Regions from separate parts of the Homo sapiens genome. Here region 1 is linked to region 2. Evidence: read pairs that join two places in POLR2A ChIA-PET (ENCODE). Cell type or tissue: A673. All regions are shown on one strand. Each heading gives the region's core, and the rest is flanking DNA. Links, peaks and the distances in the headings are about the cores only. Region 1 holds the start of LOC105378250 (a long non-coding RNA gene). Region 2 has its middle 16 kb from the start of SMUG1.

Region 1 (2,903 bases), core at 316-2,815, 430 kb after region 2:
CATCTCAGACCCCGGACCCTGATGCTGTCCCCCTGTGCCTGGAAGGGCAAAAGCACACACTTCTCAGGCTCCCCAACCAAGTAGGAACAGCCTTCCTCTCCTGGCCTCCCACCTCAGCATCACCACATACCACATGCTGGAACCTGCTAGAGATTTGCATAAATCAAAGATATCTTCACCTGAGTCTTCCAGCTCCCCCAAGGCACACCACATGCACACATACACATATGCACACGTTCGCCTGCACACATGCAGATACACAGGTGCATACTCATACATGCATCATACATGGACACACATAACCTCAAAATACAAGCATATGCACACACACCCTCATCACAAACACTCTCACATACATGCAACATACACATACTCATAAACTCACCCACATTTACAGACACACATCACATGCAAACTTACACATACTCACTCATCAAACACACTTGTTCACACTCATGCGCACATCCTCTGCTATTCCTTTCTACTGACTAAGGATCAAGAACCCAGGCTTCTAGATTCTAGAGATTTAGAATGTCCAGCAGAATGCATGTAAACTCACAGGAAACCTATTTTGAGTTTCTTAGCCCAAACTAGAACTTCTTTACCATATCCTCTTCCCTGCCTCCAGATCTCTGGACCTCTGGTCCAGATCACGGAAATGGAGCCTGCAAAGGTAACTCATTCATTCATGCAACAGACGTTTTCGAACACCTGCCACCTATGTGCAGGAAGCTGAGGTAGACACATAAAAGCATAAGAACTTCTGCCCCCTAGTGTAGTGGAAAGAGCAAGAGCTCATGAGACAAGGACCTGAGTTCAAATACTGCCTCCGTCTCAACAAGCTGTGTTACCTTGGGAACATTACATAACCTCTCTGAGCCTCAGTTTCATCACCTGTAAGGTGAGGTTAATAAAACCCAGTAATGCTGTGAGGAGTAAAAGGCAGGGAAAACCTCCAACAGCAATGTGCCCACCCATGAAAAGGGTCCCCATTCCCTTCCCTAGCCCCTGCAGTGGAGGTGGAGGGAGAGCGGCTCCCCAACACCCTCCCTGTCCTGCCGTCACTGAAGCAGAAACCCAGTCTCCTTCAGCCTCAGACCCCACAGGTGCGCAAACTTCGGGAAACTTAATCTCGGACTTGGGCAGCTCCGATCTGACTCCCCCGCCCCCGCCCTCGCCCTCGGCCCCCGCCCCCGCCCTCGCCCTCGGCCCCCGCCCCTCCTGGTCCATCATGCCTCTCGCCCGTTTGCAGGTCGCGTTTTCCGTAATAACCTTTAATGCGGCTGGCCACGGCCCAAATGTTCGCGATGGAGTGCTGGGCCCCGCGCATCAGATGGACGATGAAGTGTTAATCATCCCCCAGGGAGCCGTCCCGCGGAAAGTCGTCATTAATTTCTCTGAATTACACCAATTCCGAGACATTCTTTATGGACAGACAGTGCGGGAGACAGTTATATGACAGGACTTGCTGTGCTAAGCAGATGTGGGAGAGATTGCGTCGCCCCATGAATACTAAACAATCGCTCCGAAGAAACCCCACTAGCTTCTGCGCTCAGAGCTGGGACTCGGCTTACTCCGTCTCCCACCCTGATGGGCACACCCCTGCAGGTGCCTGGGGTTGGAGAAGGAGGGCTGGCGCCCATCCCTGCTGCATAGGTGGCCTCCTCGGCTCCCCTCCGAAGTCAGGCCTCGGCCACAGAGCAAGAAGTGGCTCTGGGGCTCTCACCCTCACCTTCCTGGGACCCTGCAAGGACCCACAAACACCCTTGCCTTCCCTGCCATAGCCTTTGCTCCCTGCATTCCTTCCAGGGCCTGAACTGCTTCTAAACGTCTTGCTGTCTCCCCTCTCTCCGACTCTGATCCTCCTCTAGCTCATCACCCAGACGACTCACTACCTGCTCGTTTCTGAGTCTTCATCCCGCTTCTCCCACCTCCCATCCTGCCCCGCCTCCATCCCTCCGACCCCCTCTTCCTGCCCACCTCCCACTCTGCTCACTTCCCCAGCCTGACCACTTTCCACCCTACCCAGGCTGCCTGCCCATCTCCCCAAAGAACCCCGCCTGGCAGTGGGCATAGCTTTCCCATTCCCTCCCTCGCTCTAACCGGCTGCACCCTACACTGTGCCCCATTTCAAGTCATCTCTCCTACATCTGCTTTCACACCTCGCTCACCCTTCAGAATCTAGCGGGGGAGGGACAAAGTTCAGAGCAGAATGAAAGGAAGGGGGTGTGACCCTTTTCTCTCTCCTCCTGCCCTCTGCCTGCTCTCCTCTCTTCTTTCTGGGATACTGGGAGGGGAGTCAACGAGAGCTGGGGACACCTCCCCACCAGCAGAGTGGTGGGCGCCAGGGAGTGGGGGAGAAGGAAGAGGGTGGCCGGGGAAACCTGCCTAGGCGATGGGTCCCACCTGGAGAAAGCCCCGCCCACCACAACGAGCTCCACCTCCCCTGAGCGGCGGGGGAGGCTCCGCCCTAAGGCCGAAGGGTCCTCCTTGGCAGCCCGGGGACCTTGGGAGGGCCAGGTTTCTCGGTCACCCCAGGCCACTGTCCCTCGGGGGAGGACAGAGGCAAGTGCACACTGTTCCTGTCAGGCCGTCCCTCCGCCTTTGCCGGAGGGAGGACCCCCTCAGCGCCTTGCGCGGGTCTGGGGGAGAGGAAGGAAAGTGCGCAGCCTCTGCGTCTTTCCTCCTCGCAGGTAATTTATGTCTGAGAGCGGAGCAGATGGCGGGTAATTTAGCAATTACCGTGTGCGGGAACGGGACTCGCGCCTCCACATGGAAGCCAAAGATTCCCCGCCGCAGTCTCATCTCATTTGCTGCCTGTTTTCTCTATTTTGTCTCCCCTTCCCCCGCCACACCTCGCTGAATCCCAAAACTCAGGCGGAGGGGATCTCCTGCTCGGGGTC
Region 2 (2,903 bases), core at 140-2,639:
AGGGATGGCTGAGAGCCCAGAACAGTCCTCCATGGTGGCCTGTGCCAAGCCAGGTTGCCATTTCCATTTTCATTAATTGAAGCAGCTTGACCCTGATCTTTTCAGGCCAGCAATTTCCTGTCCGCTGGTTAGGAGTATGTGGAGGACATGTTTTTGCAGGTCATTCTGTCCTTCCATCTACCTGGATGGTGCTAACACCTGATTCAGGCAGCAAAAAAGGGTCTCCTGTCAACAGTTGACTGAGAGAATCCCAACTTCACACAAATGCCCAGCCTCTCCTCTTGGGATCTCACACTTTGTCTTCTTCAGAAGCTCTTTCTGGTATCTACCCTCCAGCCTATCTGCTGTAATTTGGGTTGTTTTTTTGTTCAGTTTTTAGAAACCTGCTGACTTATAGCTCCCTCTCAGAACCTCATGTGATGATACTTCTGTGGCTTGGGAGAAGAACAAAATGTCTTTGAAGGAAGGGGTTTGCCTTCAACCCTGGAAGGCCACACAGCTGAGTGATTGGGGTGTGATGACTTTGCTCTGAGCATGAGTGTGGATGTGTTTTGCTCCTTACCTGGCTGTATGGAAGGTCTGTGTGTCCCCTGTGAATCACTGAGTTAGCATCATTTTGTTCCTGTGTTTGGTAGCGCTGCTTTGCAAGTACCGTTTTAAGGGGTAGGGTAGTGTGTTCCCCTAGAGTGGGAGTCCACTGTATTACATGCATTTGTGTCCTCCTGTGATCATGGGATCTTTTTTGTCTCTGCAGTTTTCAGTCTTCCAGATGGACACTAGTGTAATTGAGTGTGACCCATTTTTGCTGCTGTTGTGTCTTTGTGTGTCTGGTATTTTTGTGTAGCCTCTGTGTTTGGGGCATCTTCGGGGGGCTTGTCGTGTCTTTCTGAGTGTCCTCTGGCTCTGTTTGGGCGGGGGAACAGAAGAAGGAGCCCAGACTCGAAGGGGAGCTGTCTGGGTGGGGGGAGCGTTTTGGGAGGGGGCGTGCTGCAATCTGTGACTTGGAAAACAGATTTGCAGAGGAGGCGAGCAGCCCGGGCGTGCGGAGCGTGCGGGGCGGGGGCGGGCGGCCGCTCTGGCCCCCAGCTCCTCCGCAATCCAATTAAATAACATTTAAATGCATAACCAGCCCGCGCGGCGATGAGGCTGGAGATTGGAGCGGGCTCGGCGGCGGGCCGCGCGGGCGGCGTTTTGTGGAGCTCAGCGATTCTGGCGGTAATTTCCCCGCTCGACGCGGCTTTTACGAGCCAGCTCCCGGCGCCGCGCCCGCTCTGCTGCGCCCGCCCCGCTCCCGGCCGCTTCCCGCCACTCCCCGCCTCGACACTTTTTTCTCCCTCGCCCTCTCTGCAGCCTTCTGGTCTGTCCGCGTGCGTGTCTCTCGCTCTGGTCTCTGTTTCTCCATCTCTTGGGGTGCATGCACCTCGCCCTAACCTCCCTCTCCAGCTGCTCCCGCGTCTCACGATGCCTCTCCCGTTTGCTCTCTCGCTGGGTGTCTGCCTCTCCCTTGCGCTGCCTGTCTGTGGCTTCTGCCATCTGTCAGCTTTTGCTTTTCTCGCTGCTGTTTCTGCCTCTGACTTTGACCCCTTGTTCTGGCCGATGCTGCCTCCACTTCTCTCTGTATCACCGTATCATCACAGCTTCTGGCTGTCTTTGCTCCCGTCTTCTTGTCTCTGGCCTTCTGCATCCTTCCACCTTCAAACCCTTCCCTTCAAGCCGCCTTGCCTTCTCCCCATGACTTAGAGACCCCACCACACCAGGCTGTCCGCTGAGTCCTCAGCCTTTCTCCACCTGTGTGCCCGTGGGGAAGGCCTGCAGACTGGGAACAGCTAGAAAGGGCCGAGGAGGAAAGGAAGGGAAGCTAAGTTAAGAAGAGTGGGAGCAGGTGGTGGGCTTACCCTGGCTGGGCCTAGGCCCAGCGGGAGACGGGAGGAATACATATGTGGTGAGTGGATGACTGGAAGAGACCCATTCTTCCCTACATCCTTTAGGAGCAGAGCAGGGAGGACCACCACATTCGGGGTCAGGGGAGTGGTTCCTTTTTGGGAGGTCTGCAGGAGCACCAGAGAGATGTGATTCCTTCAGGGCTTCAGGATCTTTTGAGGTTAGGATGCAGATGGGTATTTTCTGAAGAACTAGAGTGGGGCACGTCCCCCCTGCCCCGCAGGAGACCCCCCACCTGAGCTCCTGAAGCCAGGTACCTGAGGAAGACAGAGGAAGCAAGGCGGGCATTTTGTTTCTTGTGCGGGACCTGACTCCATTGTTTCCTCTTCAGTTCACTCCCTTTCTTATCCCTGCTCAGGCGCCCCAACATATGGAGCTGCAGTTTAGCAGATGCTACGTGGCATACAGATTTCCGGGTAAGAGTTTCCCGGCTAAGAGAACAGCGAGGGCAAAAGCCCTCATGTGAGCATGTCTGGTGTGTTGGAAGAACAGCAATGAGGCTGATATGGCTGAAGCAGAGAAAATCAGGGAAGAGAATAAGTGATGAGATCTAAGAGGTGATGGGGAGCCACATCACGTAGAAACTAATAAGTTACAGTAAAACTCACACTCCGAGTAACATGGGAAGTCACTGCAGGGTTTCAAGCAAGGGAGTGACATGATCTGCCTTGTCTTTTTACAGAAAATTCTTGCTGCTGTATTGAGAACAGATTGAGAAAACAAGGGCAGAAGCAGGGAGACCAGTCAGGAGCTGATTGCAGTATCAGGTAAGAGGGGATGAGGGCCAGGACCAGGGAGATGGCAGCAGAGGTGATGAGGAGTGGTCAAATTTTTGATACATTTTGCAGGGAGAGCCAAGGGATTAGTGAGAGCGTATGAAAGAAAGAGGAGTAGAGGATAAGACCAAGATTTTTTGGCCCGAGTGACCACAGCAATGGATTTGCCATCAACTGATATGGGGA

The links. Peaks named below come from ENCODE experiments on the same cell type or tissue, not always from the same donor. Only the 100,000 strongest peaks of a DNase experiment are listed, where the experiment ranks them.
Region 1: POLR2A ChIA-PET joins it to region 2 with 6 read pairs; 1 of 35 experiments calls an interaction of 5 or more read pairs at or near these places.

The regions. Positions count from the first base shown.
Region 1 is chr12:53,738,258-53,741,160 of GRCh38, reverse strand. It overlaps LOC105378250 (a long non-coding RNA gene), which reads right to left and starts at 1,567. Exons shown (of 5, transcript NR_189099.1): 1 at 1,273-1,567. RefSeq lists an enhancer at 1,153-1,942. In A673, for the core only: CTCF peaks have their summits at 516 and 739 (motif pointing left); a DNase peak (open chromatin) is centred at 1,420; H3K4me3 peaks cover 561 bases; H3K27me3 peaks cover 284 bases.
Region 2 is chr12:54,171,830-54,174,732 of GRCh38, reverse strand. It overlaps a transcript of SMUG1 not described here. Among named protein-coding and RNA genes, the nearest start is that of SMUG1, 16 kb to the left of the region's middle. In A673, for the core only: no CTCF peak of the experiment used is centred there; a DNase peak (open chromatin) is centred at 1,212; H3K4me3 peaks cover 551 bases.